2 separate regions of the Mus musculus genome follow, and region 2 is linked to region 1. The links are chromatin loops, found by intact Hi-C in ENCODE. Cell type or tissue: heart. All regions are shown on one strand. Links, peaks and the distances in the headings refer to the core of each region. The heading gives the core; the rest is flanking DNA.

The links. A loop is a pair of places that touch in the nucleus more often than their neighbours do. Peaks named below come from ENCODE experiments on the same cell type or tissue, not always from the same donor. Only the 100,000 strongest peaks of a DNase experiment are listed, where the experiment ranks them.
Region 2: it touches region 1 in a loop (6-fold over the local background); 6 of 42 quality-filtered maps call a loop at or near these places.

The regions. Positions count from the first base shown.
Region 1 is chr6:8,089,584-8,098,921 of GRCm38, forward strand. It overlaps Col28a1 (collagen, type XXVIII, alpha 1), which reads right to left. Exons shown (of 35, transcript NM_001037865.1): 16 at 7,443-7,511; 17 at 3,480-3,548; 18 at 2,258-2,326. Among named protein-coding and RNA genes, the nearest start is that of Gm35384, 94 kb to the left of the region's middle. In heart, for the core only: no CTCF peak of the experiment used is centred there; a DNase peak (open chromatin) is centred at 4,788.
Region 2 is chr6:8,173,093-8,182,430 of GRCm38, forward strand. It overlaps Col28a1 (collagen, type XXVIII, alpha 1), which reads right to left. Exons shown (of 35, transcript NM_001037865.1): 2 at 3,140-3,300; 3 at 2,074-2,630. The coding sequence starts at 3,263. Among named protein-coding and RNA genes, the nearest start is that of Col28a1, 15 kb to the right of the region's middle. In heart, for the core only: no CTCF peak of the experiment used is centred there; DNase peaks (open chromatin) are centred at 1,229 and 5,519.

The DNA.
Region 1 (9,338 bases), core at 409-8,408:
AGTGCTTCTCCGATAGCCTGCAGTAGCTAATCAGAAGGTGTTGGAAAGAGAATTATTCGTACTGCCTAGATTTCTTTTGGGGAGCCTAAGAATGACTTTATGGGATAGAAGATCTCTATAGAAGAAGTGAAAATATTTTCCTGAAAAGTTAGAAATCCTTACTCTGTAGTTGGAAGAGCTCAATAGCTAATCTGTAGATTTGATAAGATATTTTATTAAATTTGACAAACCAACCTAATCCTAAAATGTACTAGAATGAACAGTAAGCAAGAAAGATAAGTGTATTCCTGTTATGTGATGTTGTTTTTTTTTCCCCTTGAGAAAGGGTTTTATGTATCCCAGGTTGACCTCTAATTTGCTGTGTGGCCCCAAGAATGCCCCTGACTGTATGTTCTCTTGCCTCTGCCTCCTGAGTGCTGGAATTACAGACATGTACCACCACACAGGCTTACATGGTGCTGGAGACTGAATCCAGGGCTTCCCACAGGCTGCCCACATGCTAAGCAAGCACTCTACCAACTGAGCTGTATCCCAGTGATAAAACATATTTTAAATTAGGAAGAATCAAGACAGGAAGGCAATAGTACATAGAAATACAAATAGACAGCGGGAACAGAACAGAGATCTAAATATTGATTACTATTGACATATACAGGTAAATTGATACAAGATATGGGCGCCGTTACAAACCAGTGTGGCAAAATGGTGTTTTCAACATCAGAACAGAGACATGTTGTCGATACAGGGAAAACCAGATTCCTCACACTGACCCCTTCCATACACACAAAGGTAAAAGACAACTTTAAAAAGTGAAGAATACATTTTTCAGAAAACTACATGGGAATACTTTCATGACTTTAAGGTGTTTTAAAATAATATTTTAAAAGCACAAGACATAAAATGAGAGAAACACATCAAAATGTCAAACTATACACTAAAAGGATAAATGACAGTTACAACTTAGGGAAAGATATTTGTAATCCTGCCAAAAAAGCTTAGTATCCAGACATATAAAGAACTCTAACGATGAAAACCTAGCATAAAGTACTAAAGATCTACAGAATCTACATAAAGAAAATTGAAGGTCCCCTGAGCACTTGAAAAAGCTGTTCATTTAGTTTCCAGGGAATAAAAATTAAAATGATGAGATGTATTTTGGTATATTTCATATTTTTTTCAGTTAAGACGAGGCTATGCTGTGAATATGAAGAGATGACATGGTATCCATGTGAGACAGGATTCCTGCAGCATCCAAATAGAGGACTGGGTGTTCTGTGACTTTACAGTTGCACTTTTGTGTGGTTTTTAAAAGACTGGCATATGCAAAGGAAAATGTGGTTATGGTAGCGCATAAGTGAGACAGGAGAAGCACATTAACTACCACAAGCTGGAAAGAGAGGAAACTTGAAATGAGATGCTGTCATACAGTGAAGTTCTTTTTAAAGTGACAGAACCTTAAGATTACTGAAAAAACTGGAATTTAAACCTATGTGGTCTAACTGAAGATCCTTAACATACTGTGGACTGTCTCTCTAAATTGACATAAAAATTGTATACTACATGTGTATACATGTACCCATATGTATATTTTTATGTCTGTGTACACACACACACATATATATATCATAATTAGCATTTAACATAGTATATATTATATCAAAGCCATGCAAAAAATAATCTTTTATTGTTTATTAATATAGTAATTATAACTATAATGATGATAATAATAATACAATGTTAGGATATTTTGTAATTATCTCTTTATATATATGTGATATGTATGTTCTTGTTAAGCTTACATCTGATATATTCTTCTACTACCCAAATGTTTGTAAGACTCTGCCAGTGATAACCAAACAGTGAAGAAGTTCAAAGCTCAGTGTAGCTCACTAGAGTCTATATACCTTCAGGTTAAGTACAGAACCTATGACGGGTACAGCAAGTAGCAATTCACCCTTGACCCGTTCAGCAGTGTTTGAGGCATACCATGTGGTCAAAAGCATTCAATAACAACCAAGATGAACAAGGTTCCTGCCCGGAGGAAAGCAGGAATTCCCTAACAACTCCTTCCAATAGAAACACCAAGGAAACTGAGCAAGTAATGACTATACTTTTCTTCCATATTTTAAAGTTAAGAGAAACAAAGTATACACCTTCAGATGATGGATGCATGCTCTTCCTTGCATTCAGGAGTGAAGAAAACCTTACACTGTATAATGTACATGTCTTAGTAGCATCTTAGAAGCAATCAGCTCACCTTTGGACCCTGTACTCCAATGCCCATTGGTCCTCTAGGCCCTGTGGGTCCCATCTGACCTACTTCTCCCTGGGAAGGAAAGAATATTTAAATATTGAAGCAAAATAAAACTAATACATTCCTGCCTTTGATTTCCTCAGAACTTTTGTATATCAACAAAGTAAAATGATCAAAGTAAAAATATACTTAATTCACATACATACATACACACATACACACATGCACAGACACAGCCAGCCTGGTCTTCAAAGTGAGTTTCAGGACAGCCAGGGCTATACAGATAAACCCTGTCTCAAAACAACAACAACAAAAAAACAAAAAACAAAAAACAAACAAACAAACAAACAAACAAAAAAGTTCCCTTATCTAATAGTTAAACATACATATGGAGAGCCCAGGTGAGCAACAACCAGAGACCATCCTGAGCTGTCAGTGATGAGCCCCAAGTAAAACCTCAAATGACACACACCTATAATCTCAGCACTATAGAGGCAGACCGACACAGGGTGATCCTGAGTGTCAGAGACTAACCTAATCTACATAGAAAGATCTCTTCTTCCCCACACACCCCCTAAAACAAACAAATAAACAAATCTAAAGGGTAGAAATGATGTCTTTCTTCTTATATGTGTGCTCCACGGTGAGCAAGCACCTCTGAGAAGTACCTTTCTTATCTGTCTATCATCTATCTATCTATCTATCTATCTATCTATCTATCTATCTATCTATCTATCTATTTAACAACGAATTCCTGAAAAAAGTACTGATAGTAGCTAATTACATACTAATTGCCTCTTCTCAAGGGATGAAAAAGGATTCCAAATTAAGAGATAATCTGATTCCAAAGTGCAAGGTAAACTCTTACTCTTTAGATTATTCTGTCTCCATCTTTTTCAGGTTCTAGAACTTGAACCCACTGTGGGAATACCGGTGAGAATGCAAGGCCACCAGTCCAGAGAATGTTGCCTATTTGCACTGCTAGAATATGCTCTCAATAATTAAAATATAAACAATATATAAATAAAGGCTATGCAAATAAAAGCATCCATCATAAAGCAAAAAGAATGTTAGACTAAGTCATTAATAATATCAGTATTATTTGGCATAGGATGTTCTGATTTTCAAGTGAATTCCATCTGTCCTTTTGCAGTCATTGAACATTAATCATAAACAACAATTATACCATAAATATACTAAACATCTCTGTCATTTAGAAAATTACCTTAGGACCAGGTGAGCCTTGTCCTGGGGGTCCTTGAGGACCAGGTGGACCAGATGGACCTTGGATCCCCTTCAGAATAAAAGTTTTAAATGTTAGTGAAATTAAGACATGGAGAACAGTCTTGTGTCTTTTAGAGTGAAAGTTTAGCTCCCCATAACAAATTGACTGGACAGCTGGAAGCTTCTAGTCAAATCCCATTGCTTAAACCCAATGTATATCCTTTCCTTCTATGATAGTAAGAGAAATTTTAGTTAACCCACATGTATACTTGGAATAAATCTCATGCTTCCAGTAAACAACTTTAATCCCAGGATTTGGGAGGCAGTAAGAGGACAATCTCTATGAGTTTGAGGGCATCCTGTTCTATATAGTGAATTCCAGAGCAGTCAACGCCTACATAGTAAGACCTTGTCTCAAAAAAAAAAAAAAAAAAAAAAAAAAAAATCAAAGTACATGCTGCCTCATAGAGGTCAGATGTGGTTAAATGGACCTGGCTGTGGCTGTTAGGATGTGGGTGTGGAATGATGTATGCACGTTCCCATTCATTCTGAAGGAAGAAGGACTCTGTCCTCCTCTTCTTCCTGTGAATGGAGTTAAGCCACGTGGTCGTCTCAGACCACGTAGATGAAGATAGCCGCCCAGGGAGACAGATTAACAAGAAAGAAGATGCCTGGACCCTTGACAACACTCATGAACACAGCCTCTGCCCAGCCTGAAATTTTCAATATAAACAGGGAAATTCCACAGTGCTAAACAAATACACAGCTTTTTTTCTTCCTGCATGTATATATGACACGCAGAGAAGTGTACTTTTTTTATTGGACGCAATGGCATATTAAAGATCTGGACCCTCCAAAGCAAGCTGACAGACATGAAAGTGTAACATGTTTAAATACACAACTCCTCACCACACTCTGTAGGTAAATTGAGGTAGAGGAGTATAGGACTTACCAACTTCTCTTCTGGACAAATTTCTCTAGCTTACTAGGCGTTTTCTTTGTAGAGGATGGGAAGGGGTTTGGTTGTGGCTCCCTTTACTGACCTTAGAAGGAGGATTTCAATGAAGACACTTATACTTTGATTTGGGTCAGGGGACACAGGGGACTGACTCAGTCCCGAGGAACCTAAAATAGCCTATGGGAGCTCAAAGAGGCCAGACTGGGATCATCCTGTGTACCCAGATTTTATCAGAGCTGAGGCATGTAAGAGATTCCTGTTGATGAAATGCATTACAAGGAGGAGGCAAGGGTGGCTTGGAACGGTCTTGAATCTCGTCCAGGTGACCAAGAGGACAAAACAACCGCAACGGAGAGAACAAAGCCTCAGCAAAAACAGAGGCTGATAGGAAGTGCAGCTGGAGGAAAGTTTTCCTCCACATCCTAGGAGAATGGCCAAAGGGCCAATGAAAGAGTCGCACCAGTGAGAGGTCAGAGCATTTGTCTCCCAAATCTTGACAGCAAAAGCCATGTACCGCAGAAACAATCTAGAAAGAGCTTTCATGTTCTCCTGCCAAGTCTCTCTCTACCTCAGCTTAGGAGAAAAGAGAATGCCTCATCGCCTCCAGCCTGTACCACATAATGAAGATTAAGAGGAAGTTAAGAGTCACCAGGTGCAGTTTTGTTCCCAGATACCAAACTATTATTTGATATTTGCAACATGCAGCAACCTTACAACTGCCATTGTGTAAAAGTGATCCAAAGTGCTCAGCTGGAAACTTCATTAAGTGGCAGGAAAGAGAAGACATAACCCCCACTGGGAAATAATTATTAAAGACTATCAAGAGGAAAACAATGAAATTATGCTTGCTTGCATCCCACATCCTGTAACTGTAGAAACTGTGTTTACAGAACATGTTAATTAATACTTACATAATACAAAACATTATCCCTTTTGCTCCAGTTAGATAATATAGCTGCTTGTCTTTTGTAAAATATAGATATCGGAGTTGGAAAGTTGGCTCAGTGACAAAGAGTACTGGCTAATCGTACGGAATATTTAAGTTCACACTGGCAATCATCTGCACCTCAATTCTGGGGAATCTGGTGCCTTCTTCTGGCCTCCACAAGTAATAAGCATGTATGTACATGTATGTACATACATGTAGGGAGCACTCACACATATAAAATAAACAGCAAATAGCATTCTCTTGCGTATGATTGATGAGACTGAGCAGTCCACATCAGTTAGGGGAGCTATAGTAGTTCTAAGAAGGAAGTTTTCTAAGTTTTATAGCTACCCACAAGTATCACTCAATGATACAGGGAACAAAGTACCATAGCATGTACATGGGGCATTTGTTTCAATAGGTATTGTAGAACCATACACATAGCTGTATATTATTACCTACATTTTATTTTATTCTGTGAAACATGATTAAGTTTCTAAATATATAATGAAATTTACATGCCATCCAAAGGACATTGTCTAAGGGTTGCTAGAAACAGATTTAATAGATGAATGGAGAAATATATTTCTATAAGCAAGTAATGCAGGAAGAAATGATGAGAACAAGAATAGGCTAGACTAAGGCTACGAGCAGAACTAAAGAGATTAAATTTATGTAGTATTTATGCCATTTCTCTTAAAAACAATAAATAATGCTTTCTTGGTACAGAGAAGTTTACAAATACTTCATTCCATTAATTCTCCTACCCATTAAAGATCAGCCCCATAAAGGCATTTTGACTTTAAGTTTTTTTGTTTTGTTTTGTTTTTTATTTTCCTTTGTAATGAAGAAATACTAACAAAATAAATAAATAAATAACAATCTCCATCAAGAACTGGCATTAAAGGAAACAGGAGTCCAGGAAGCCACAAGTGGGAGGTTCAGAACTCACAGACCATCTGGACGGACTGGTCCGTCTTTGAACTCATCTGAGTCCCAGATTTGTATCTCAGCCCCAACAAACCACAAAACTCAGGATGTAACAGTGCTGCCAGGATCCCAGGACCAGAAGGTATCCCTGCAGGGCCCAGCAGGCAAACTGCAGGGCTTGTGAGTCAGCCCAGCCTCATCAGTAGCCAGAATGCCCAGCTCTTAATTATTACCTCAATACTTAGTCACTGAACGACCTTGATTGTCTTCTGCACCTTAAAGCTCCTAGCATATTAGACTGGGAACTCTGCCAAGCATGAGGAAGTGAGAAAAGAAGTATCTGCCAGCCTTACTGTTTCTTGGGATGACAAATATGTAGTAATAATGATAAAGAATTCTTAGAAATAAACTTGACATTACAGGTCAACAATGAGATTTGGAATTCCCTCACTTTCACATCTTTTGCTTCCCTCATCACTCGAGGTCAAGGAAGTACTACGAAGTCTCCAGGCCACATCACTATTCAAACCGTAGTCATAAATTCTAATCCAATGTGCTTGCCACTTTGTAACTAGGGCAATAAATCTGTATTTGCTGGGGGCTTTCATTAAATGAGAGTGCATGGCTAAAGGCAGAGAGTGAACAATAGCAGAGAGCGCTTGTGTCCTGGCTCCAAACCATTAACATTTGACAGTTTTCTGCCTTCCCCAAGTATTCAAGGGTTTTAGAAGCAGTTCTAGCTCTGAGCACAGACATCCTTTCCTTCTTCTGACCATAAGAGGACCCATGTCCTTTACAAATAAATCCCACTGTGGGCTTCTATTTGGGATGGATGTCTTTGAATTAAGTCATCACTTCCGATTCTGGTACTTAAGTAATAATATTATAGTTAGGTAGGTGAATGGTTGGGGGGGGGGGTAAAACAAAAAACATGGCACCAAGAAACACGTAATTTATTTGGTTTTTTACTCTCTGAAAGTTCTAAAATTATAATAGCCTCATGATACTATTGGGCCCTTTCCTGCATTATTCTGAATGTAAACCCCACTGGAATTCAATTGTCACATGAACACCGATGCTTGCCGGCCTAAACACAGGGCTGAAATGAAATGTTCAGTGCCAGGGGAGAAGAAGCAATCACTGCTTACCTGCTCGCCTTGGCTTCCGATGCCAGGAATTCCCGCTGGCCCCTGCGGTCCCACAGGTCCCAAATCCCCCTGTCAAAATATAAGTAGACAAAAGTTCATTTACCCAGGTCTTCATAATCTAGAACTAACCTAGACTAAAATCTATCTTGATGCTTTCAACAAATTCAACACGGAAAAAATCCAATCTTCTCATCCTTTCTATAATTTATAGTCCAAGTGTACCAAAACAATTAGTGGTATATTCATTTTTTTAATCTAAATTTTTTATCTTTAGTGAAATTTGTATTATCTATTTTAGTTTTTGACATTATAATATAATTACATCATTTACCCTCTCTCCCTGCCCTGCAAACCTTCCCATATACCCCTCCCTGCTCTCTTTCAAATTCATGTCCATTTTTTATTCATTGTTCTTATACACATATATGCCTATGTGTATGCATAAATATTCCCAAATACATAAGAACAACCTAGAATTTGTATCAATTTACATTTATTAGCCATTGCCATTTCTCTCACATCCTAAACCATCTAAAGTTACTATAAAGACTAAAATCTTTCCTTAGGAATATATTTAATAATATTTAAACATATAAAATTAATGAAGTGTGAGATAAAATGAGATTTGAGAGACAAACTGGTGAAAAGTATTTTTAAATTCTTCCAATAATATGTCAAAAATTAATATGAAAGGCAGCAAAATGAAGGAATTAAAGAAATTTCTCTGAGAAAACTAAGCTGAAATGGCCAGGGAGGACAGGTGTGGTGGTACACACCTCTAATCCTAGCACCCAGGAAACTGAGGCAGGCTGATCTCTGTCTCTTGCTAGTCTACATAGCAAGTTCCCAGCCAGCCAGGGTTGCATAGTGAGACAGCACTATCTCAAAAAACAGCAATGTGTGTGAAGAAACAGTATTGACCATTTCACATCTTCCTTCAAGTTTTTTGTTTTTGTTTTTGAGTGCTCACTATGTCCTAAGAACACAGGTCAAACATGGGGAAGAAAGGTCCAAACAGCCCCAAGTTTCCATCCTCAGCAGAGCTTACGGGACAGAATGATTAAGGACGGGTAAAAAGCATACTATTTTGAATCCTAAGCAAGGGAGGCATAACAGCTCTAGAAATGCTGGGCAGGATGGCCTCACAGATGAAAAGGAAGGTAGACATAGGAGGGAAGGATTTCAGACAGAAACAAAAGTAAGTGGGAGGATAATGGCTCACTGGATCGGAAACAGCAAAGAGACAGCATGGGTGGGATGCTTGTCAATGAAGACAACTTCAGCCAATGATGTCAGAGAAGTATGGCAGTGAGCCTGGCAGAAGCAGCATCAGGGACTGATATGGTGGAAAGGACATTGGATCTCCTTGGAGAGAGAGAGAGAAACTGGAGATCAGTTTCATGTAGGAGAGTGGATGACTTAGAAGGACTCCCTGAGAGATAGTGTGGCACATGCCAGCTCGTGGTCCTAGGTTACTTATGAAGTAGAGATAACAGAATTTGCTCCAACTGGGAAGAATTTGGAAAGAAGCAAGGTTGGATGAGGGAGTGGTACCTAGAGATCAAATCCAGACTTGCTAAATTTGAAAAGCCTAAAACTGACATCTAGGTGAGGATACTAAGAGGGAGAGAACTGGATCAAGGATTTCAATAGAGGGCCTTCACAATACTATCAATAGTTAATACCATGCCTGGGTGACTTTACCAAGGGCAGAGAAGGTCAGAGGCAAGTCCTTCTAGAACTTCAGCCTTTAGAGGTAAGAGAAATGGAACTGAGAAGAAGACTAATAAGATTATCTAGAGACCAAGCAAAGAGAGGGCTTCAAAAGGGGTGGGGTCAGTGAGCACTATTGTTAGGTCAAGTATGCCTATGAGAACTATTCTGTTGAGCAGCATG
Region 2 (9,338 bases), core at 893-8,892, 84 kb after region 1:
TTATTTATTTATTATTTTTATTGGTTTTTTCAAGACAGGGTTTCTCTGTGTAGCCTTGGCTTTCCTGGAACTCAGTCTGTAGACCAGGCTAGCCTCAGAAATCTGCCTGACTCTGCCTTCCAAGTGCTGGGACTAAAGGTGTGTGCCGCCACTGCCCAGCTCCAGATTTTTAAATATTAACTTTTATACTGTCTTATTCTTCTTAAGGACTAAGTGATGCATCTAGAACATTAGACTGAATTTGTTTCACATGTAAATTACAATAAACTTAACAATAAGATACTCTGCACATTCCCTTCAATAGGAATCACTGCATCCTGTTTGGTATTTTAGAGCTGAAAGGTTTCCTCTTAGAGGCTCTTACATGATACTTCCTATGAAAGATGCTAAGGGATTTGTCTTTATTCAGCTTGGTTCCTGAAAAAACATCTATTTATTCTGGACAATTGTGTCCAGTAAAGCCAACTAAACTGAGCATTGCAATAAAAATGAGTAGGCTGCTGACCTCCGCAAAAGAACCTAAATTCATTTCAAAATTAGTACTTTCAGTATAAGGAGCCAAACACTGATGGGTACATACAATATGGGTTTATTTCTGTAGAATGGTGTGAAGTGTTTACTCATCCTGAGTGGTGAAAGTCAGGTCAGGAGCTCTAGGGCTGGGGAGAGGGGGAGAGGGATCACAAGGAAGTTTGAGTAGGCATTTCTAAGTGATGGAAATGTCTACATTATAATCATGTTGGTGGTTACATGACTGTGTGTACCTGTCAAAACCCATGGAATTGTGTGCTTTAACGCATTTCTATTCTGAAATCATGCCTACATTTTTTTAAAAGCCTAACCACATAAGAATTTAAATATAAAAAAGTTAAAATGTCAGCTAAGAATGTAATTAAATGAGGAATTTTCTCAAGGATCTGGTTTAAAAAAAAAAAATTCCGGTCCTGCTTTATAGAGAGGGACAATGAATGTTGGTGTGCTTTTCTTTCAAAAGCTGACTAGTACTCTGGACCTGGAATGCATCTGGAAAGCAGTATCTCCCTGTCAAGGAAGGGTTATTCCCAGAAGTGACATCTGAGCAAACAAGCTGAAGTCACAGGGTGCTAAGGAAGTGGAATCTCATTGGTCATCTTCTGTTTCCCTAGAAACAGTCCTAGCCCGAATCCACTGCCAAAAGCTCCTCTCCTCAGCTGGGCAGGAATCTCAGCAAGGATGTATCTAGAGGAAGTAGCAACATCCTGCGCCTGAACATCTGGCCAAACAAGGAGCTGTCTGCTCTGTGCCTTCTGGAGTCAGCCCTTCTCACACTAGAGATGAAGAGGGGGAAGCAATGACAAGCTACCATGATGGACAGCTGAGAGGAGTGATGCCTGGAGCCAAGGGCACAGGCAGGGCTAGAGACTGCAGGGCTAGCACCTTAAATTTCATGTGAAATGTCTGCTCTCAATGAGACTCACCTGGGAACAATGGGCTAGGCAATGATTTCTGACTCCAGTCTAAATTGGCTCAATCCTATTAAGGATTACCCTCAATTAGTTAACCAAAATAGTTTCTTCCTTTCTTAGATTGCTTTGTCAAGCAATAGTAAAAGTAATATAGACAGGCTTGTAATGTATAAGAAATAAAGACAGAAACACATTTAAATTGCAAGTCTGAATTTTAAAGTATTATGACATGGAAATAGGTAAAATGGTCAAAGATAATCATGCAAATGGGAGATAAGGAAGGACGAAGTTAAAACAAATAAGGCCGACCACAGACTGATAACCGAGGAGTGTAAGTCAACAATGTATGGGATTTTAGGATAAGTAAACAGTAGACTATGGTGTATGCTTCAAAAGCAATCATTCCCAAATCGTCAGGGTATGACAAAGTTAGGGATGTAGCTTCAGGGAACAAACTTCTGATATTCCCAGTAGATTGTCAAGGTAGTGGAAAGAAAATCCAGAAAGTTTCATGTTCTGTATCCAATGAGAATCCTACGTTGTCAATGTTTTGTATCTACTGTTAAATAACTGCAATATGACTATACAGCAAGGATATATATATATATATATCCCTCTAGGTACCTACCAGGCGTTCCTGAATTCTGTCTACAAGTGTTGGGTCACTCAATAGTAGAACGGGTTCATTGGAAGGATCCCCAGATATCAAACGAAGTTTGGCTTCATTGACCACAGTGGAAAGTCCAACGGTGATAAATGATATTCCCAAAATTCTAGCATCTTCAGAAATACTTTGGACATCTGGGCTCTTGGGATGATCGATGCCATCAGTCATCAGCAAAGCCACCTTCACGCCATCTTTACGCCCTTCTCTTTTAAGTAGCCTTGTGGCATTGGAGATGGCATAATAAGAAAAGGTACCTTGCCCAATTAAATTCAGAGACTTGACCCGCTGCTTAAATGTCCGGAGATCCTTCCAAGAAGACAAGGGTGGATCAATCTGGACCGAGCTGCTAAACTGAAGGGCTGCCAGCTTGATGTCATATTTTAATGAACGGCCAGGAGTCAACTGGAAAATCTTCTCACTCAAGCTGTCCACAAAATCTTTCTGATTATCAAAGAGTACAATTTTGGAGCTTTCTGAGCTGTCCAAGATAAAGACAACATCTATGAAGCAAATGGCATCTGAAAGAGAACACAAAGGTTATACCACTTAAAGCATTAAAAAAAGAAAGTGCAGCATATTTTTAAAATTAAATACTAGGAAAAGGCGTCAAAAGGTAAATCAAAAAAATGTCTGTCTAACAGTTGGGTTACATCATATTAGTACCTTGAAACCAAATGAGAAAATGTGTCTGCATTCATCATAGGAATAGAACAGGAAAAGAAACTTTTCAAAGTTGAAAATGAATTCTAGATCGGTTTCTTAATAGCTGACTTGTCTCTGGCCTTAAATATGTCATTTAAGTGTTCTGATTTACAATTGAAGTTAAAATGAAACAAAGTGTTCTAAATCTCTAAAATCTAGATACTTAGGGCTTATTACTACAGTGGTATAAGTTTATCAAGCAGAATATTACATGTATACTACACATGATTTGCTATTTAAACCAAACACTATTTTAAAATCTTATGTTAGTGATTTCACAGGCTAAAACTAAAACTTTAAAAAAAAATGCTTTCTTTTTTTTTACCCTGGAAGTCATTTTTCCTTGCAAGTGTGTTTGGCTTTGGTCCTTTCTTTCTTTGTCCATACACTGCTTGAGTCATAAAAGCTGGCAAAAGCAGAAGACAGAAGGCAACGTCTCTTCTCCTCATTATGGTAGATGGTAAAAATTCATCTGCCTGGTAACACCTTGAAATGGAAAATTCAGTTATAAATACTTCCATAAAAGGTAATATTTACCTTTTCTCTTTTATTGAAAATAATTTTCCTCATTTCTTGATTACGGTTTCTCCTCCCTCTATTCCTCCCAGTCCTTCCCCATCTCCCTTCCCACCCAGATCCATCCCCTTCCTGTCTCTCATTAGAAAACAAGAAGGTGGGCTGAAGAGATGACTCAGAGCTTAAGGGCACTGACTGCTCTTCCAGAGGTCCTGAGTTAATTCTCATCAACCACATGGCATTTCACAACCATCTGTAGTGGGATCCAATGCCCTCTTCTGGTAGGTCTAAAGAGAGTGACAGTCTAAATAAATAAGTCTTTAAAAAAAGAAAGAAAAGAACAAGAAAACAAACAGGTTTCTAAGGAATTGTAATGTGATGAAAAAAGAACCCAAAAGAAGGCACAAAAAACCGAGACTCATTTGTACACTCTAGACTCCCATAAAAACACCAGCTGGAAGTCATAAAATATACACAAGTTACCTGTCAGGCGAGAGAGAGAGAGAGAGAGAGAGAGAGAGAGAGAGAGAGAGAATAAATTAATTAATTAACTAATTAAACATAAATAAATAGTCTCAAGCCTGTAGAGTCAAAGGCTGTGATTTGGGCCAACAACATGGTAAGTTAAGGAACTTGACACCAATCATGATGACCTGACTTTGATTCTCTAGGACCCACGTAGTATAAGAAGAGAACTTCAGAAAACTATCCTCTGATCTTTACACACACACACACACACACACACACACACACACACACACACACATACACACACACACACACACACACACACACACATACACACACACATACACACACACACACATATACACATACACACACACACATATACACACACACATATATACACACACACATATATACACACACACACATATATATACACACACACTGACTCACTCAAACACAAACACACATACACACACACACACACACACACACACATACACACATACACATATACACACCATGACTCACTCAAACACACAGAGTAAGGAGAGAGCTAATTTCAGAAAGCTATCCTCTGAACTTTACACACACACACACACACACACACACACTGACTCACTCAAACACAAACAAACACACATACACTCACACACACACATTCACATTTCAAGTAAAACACTCACACTGAGATTTTTAAAGTTTCTAAGCTAAGCAAGTCATGGTACCATGACCAGACATTTCTTGGTAAGCATTCACTTCTATCGAAGTCATTGTATTTAAGCAGCACTACTTTCTTCCTATATTACAGAGAGCTTGGAATAGGGAATGCCATTGATCAGTTTCTCAGTCCCACACTGTTCTGGGACTATGCTTCCATCCCAGTATCTGCTTTATCATTTCCAGATCGCTCAGAGTGAATTCAGGTGACTGCATGTTTGTTATATTCATTTTTACTATAACTGATGCTTAGCAAAGCCAACTCTTTGGGTCACACAGAACCACTACGTTTTCAGTCTTGCTGTGATGTGCACACAGCGTCAGTGAATCAAGTCAAGTTAGAATAAAATTCTTCCTCAGCTTTCCATAGCTCCTTTCTCTTTTCTTTTCTCTTTTCTCTTTTCTCCTTTCTCTTTTCTCTTCTCTTTTCTCTTTTCTCTTTTCTCTCTCCTCTTTTCTCTTTTCTCTTTTCTCTTTTCTCTTTTCTCCTTTCTCTTTTCTCTTCTCTTTTCTCTCTTCTCTTTTCTCTTTTCTCTTTTCTCTTGCTTTGGAAAGTTTATCTTCATCAGGTTCCACAGTGGAACTGCATATCTAATGAATAAAAATTAATTTGACTACAAAACCCACTAGGTTTGCTTAAAAGAGACTTCCAAGCAAAATGGGGAAAGATCTGAAGTCAGAGGCCTACCCCTTTAACCCAACTATTTTTTTCTATGTAAACAATGAAAACTCTAATTCTCTATTAAAATTCTCAGTCATCTGTATCAGTTCAATATGCCCAGCTGCACACACAGTGATGTTTAAATCCACAGAATTTCCTGACAAAAGGAGACTGATATGTTGCTAGCTCAGGATACCCAAGGGAACAGGAACAAAAGGTTTATTTAGAATTGACAATCGGCGTGGTTTCCGAGTGCTTGCCTCCTTCGGCTGCATTAACTCCACAAGGTCTGGAAAAGGAATCACATTTTCCTCCTTTTGGCACCTTGCCTTCAGAAAATGTGAACTGGAAATTCACGACCATGATTTTTCCAGACTCTTCAATCCAGGGTGGGAATAATACATGCAACGGCAGTGATGGGTGAGCTGGGAGACGGACTTCTTTCAGACAGGCAGATGGATTAAATCCCACAAAGAAGCAAAACTGTTTGGCTGGAGATAACGCTACTGCTGGCTTCAGGCCACTGTTTCTTCCTCAAATAGCAGGCAGCAGGAAGCTTATTAACAGAACTTCACTTCTGTGTGAAGCACCTGTGTTGGCGCATGTGCTGAGAGCAATTGTCTAAATGTCAACCAAGCTCTCGACCAGCTATACTAAGATCTGAAGGCAGTGGGTAGTCAAAGCAAAAACACAAACTAAACCCCACTAGAACTGGGCTAAGGAAATAGAACATAGAAATGGCACCCCTGTTTTAGCCAAGGTGAACATGAAAGAGCTGCTTCTTTGATTCTGAAGCTTAGTGAAAAGATAAAGTTGTGTAGACACACACAGCTGCTACTGCATTTTCAGAGGGAAAAACAAATCATTAATGTTATACAGGGGTTTTCTTTCTTGCACCCATACCAGGAGAAACATCTCAGGCATTCCGGACCATAGAACTTAATCCTCATGTGTCTAATAGCCACTGACACCACTCAAGCATGACAATAACCATAATATCTCTGTGTTATGGTTTCTTCTGAGGCTGTTGGTTAGGCACCTGACACAAACTTTTTTGCTTTCCTGTGGGGTCCGCAGGGAATCCTCTTGGCTTTATTTTTCTTTCTCTAGCTTTTCCATTCTCTTATCTCCCCGACCTCCCTGACTCTGTTAGACACTGTGAGAGGTCACCCACTTCTAACCACTTTCAGAGCATCCTATTGCCTGAGTTCTTAATAGTTCTTATCTTTTAGAAAGATGTACAAATGATTAAAAGAGATAGAGAGTACAGTTAGTTAAATGACAGAAATTAAAACCTCAATGTCAATATGGCTATGGCTAAATTTTATTTAAAATGCAGCTCTTTTGACAAATGCTGTATTTTGAAATTTTACCTAAAACTTATTTCAAGTCAATTAACAGGGTCAATACATTCAAGAGACTATATTGTATAATTTTTCAGAAATAAAACAAATTTTAGTAGATTTTAATAATTTTACCTCAGTATTTGCATTTTCCTGGTTTCTACATGAAGACAAAATGATTGGATAATTTTTATTCAAATTTCTAAATTAGTCAAATGCTAAAATATCCTAAAATGAATTCTGAATTGTAGAAATCCATTTCAAATTTTTAAAAAGTTCCCGCCAAAGATATTAACATTATTGTGCTACAGTTTAGTAGATTGTAAATTTAGAATAAAATTTGCAAAAGGAAAAATTAAGTATCTTTAATATTTAGTCTTAAGTTTACATACTTAGCCAGTATTCATGTTTGTCTAACAATTGGTTTTGAGTCACAGCAGAGGGCAAAGTTTTCAATAAGTTTTCTTCACATGACAAGATCATCAGCCGTTTATCCTTGCACAGTTCCTAGATGGAGTTTAAGGATTAAAACCAAGCAGCTCTGTCTTACCTTAGGAAGTCTGTCAGACAGGAAAGAGAACAGTGTAGCAGATGTCCACAGCAAGGACTATTGCTAAGTAGAGTTAGCTATTTGATATTGTTTGGTACTCTGGGAAATAATTGTCTTTGCTTTTGATTTTTTTTTCAATCTCTTATTCTTGTTTACTAGAGTGGTCAGGCATTTGGCCAAGGTGCAAGATCTGGGTGGGATCAGTAAGCAACTTAAAGGAACAGCGTCCCTTTAGACTAAGTCTGTGTTCTCCAGGCTACTGTTCCGAAAAAGAAAAAAAGAAATAAAGAAAAGAGAAAGTGAGCAAATTTTTTACATTGTAAGTGTCGATCGACCATCTGCCTGTGTTTCTTACACTATATCCTTGGTTTGATTCCTGTCTTTCTCTTTGCTAGGGTTTGTTCTCTGAGACACCCTTTAGAATAGCAAACACTCTGGAGTCATATAAATGACAGCAGACTCAGATTCAAAATCTTTTTAAGAAAATGAGCAGATTAATAATTTCTGAAGTTGAATAATGAGCATGTAGCTATTAGTCATTCAAGTCTTTCTACTTTCTGATTCTTGAAAAAAATTTTATACAAGAACGTTTAGGTAATATTTAGTTTTACTTGAATTCTGACTCTGCCCCTAACCTCTATGAGAGCCTTGCTCTCCCGTGTATCAATGAGGCAGGGCTGCATGTGTTATGATGTTTTCTAACTGTAACTGTAACTGGGTGAAAACCTAAATAAGTTCTCCAACTCTGCTGCTTTTAGCTGATTTTAAAAATCACTAACTTTGGAGATGACAGACTCTCCCACTGACTGAAAGTGCTAGAGGTGTCACCACTGACTGGAGCCATCTGGCAGGTTGCAACTGTTCTATGAAAAGTTGCACTTCACTATCTTTTCGAGTGACAGTTGTCTTTCCCCCTCCCCAGGGGACCATTTTTTCCTGTTCTCAGATTAAAGATACCTTTTAGAATCTGAGGGTGCACAACTTTGATCCCAGCACTTTCGAGGCAGAGGCAGATGGATCTCTGAGGTTGAAGCCAGCCTTGAATGAAAAGGTGTATACCACCATGCCCAGCCAGCACAAGACTTTCTAATAATTACCTTATTCTTACATTTAAAGAAGCCAGGCACACCAGAAGAAGGCTTCAGATCCCATTACAGATGGTTGTGAGCCACCATGTGGTTGCTGGGAATTGAACTCAGGACCTCTGGAAGAGCAGTCAGTGCTCTTAACCAACAAGCCAGAACAACAATATCAACCAAGTAGACACCCCCCCCCCAGAGCTCCCAGAGACTAAACCAACAATGAAAGAGTACACAAGAAGGACCCATGGCTCCAGCTGCATGTGTAGCAGAGAATGACCTTGTCTGGCATTGATCAGAAGAGAAGCCCTGGGTCTTGTGAAGGCTTGATGTCCCAGGGTAGGGGAATGATAGAGCTGTGGGAGGGAGTGGGTGGATGGGGGAGCACCCTAGTGGAAGCAGGGAGAGGGGTGGTAGAGTGGTGGGTTTTCAGAATTGAAACCGGGAAAAGGGATAACATTTGAAACATAAATAAACAAAATAACAAGAAAGAAAAGAAAGAAAGAAAGAAAGAAAGAAAGAAAGAAAGAAAGAAAGAAAGAAAGAAAGAAAGGAAGGAAGGAAGGAAGGAAGGAAGGAAGGAAGGAAGGAAGGAAGTCAGGACATCTAGTGACCTTGCCAGGATATAGCAGTTTGTACTTTAGGAAAAGCAGCCCACTTAAGTTTGTAACTGTCTTGGTATCTACCTATCTGACAAACCTCCCTAAAATTCCTACCTGAGCCTTTCACCTTCAGGTACTAAGCAAAATGGATTTTTGCTAGTGAGAGCCCCTATCTTTGGAATGCTGGATTTCCTAATAGAACTTTTTCCTTGCCTAAACACTTGCCTTCAAGTCAATGGCCTTTTTAAGTGACTGGAAAAGAACTTGGATTTGTCATTATTTATAGTTTTATTTGCTTTATTTACAGTGGTTGATATTTTGAGATGTCTATCCCAGAAGGGGGTCTTCGCAGCTGGCCCTTTGTCTTTTATTCTTATTTTCTAACTTATGCATTCAGTCTATGGTGAAAGGACCTTACTGCTCTACAAATGACTAGGCTTCCTCTGAGATCCATAACAGCGTGATTATTGAAGAAGGAGATATATGTGTTGTTAAAATTATTTAAAATAGTTTTCTTACTAATTTCATTAATTATTCTATGTGGGTCTACATGTGATGGGGTTTGTGCATGCCACGGTATATATT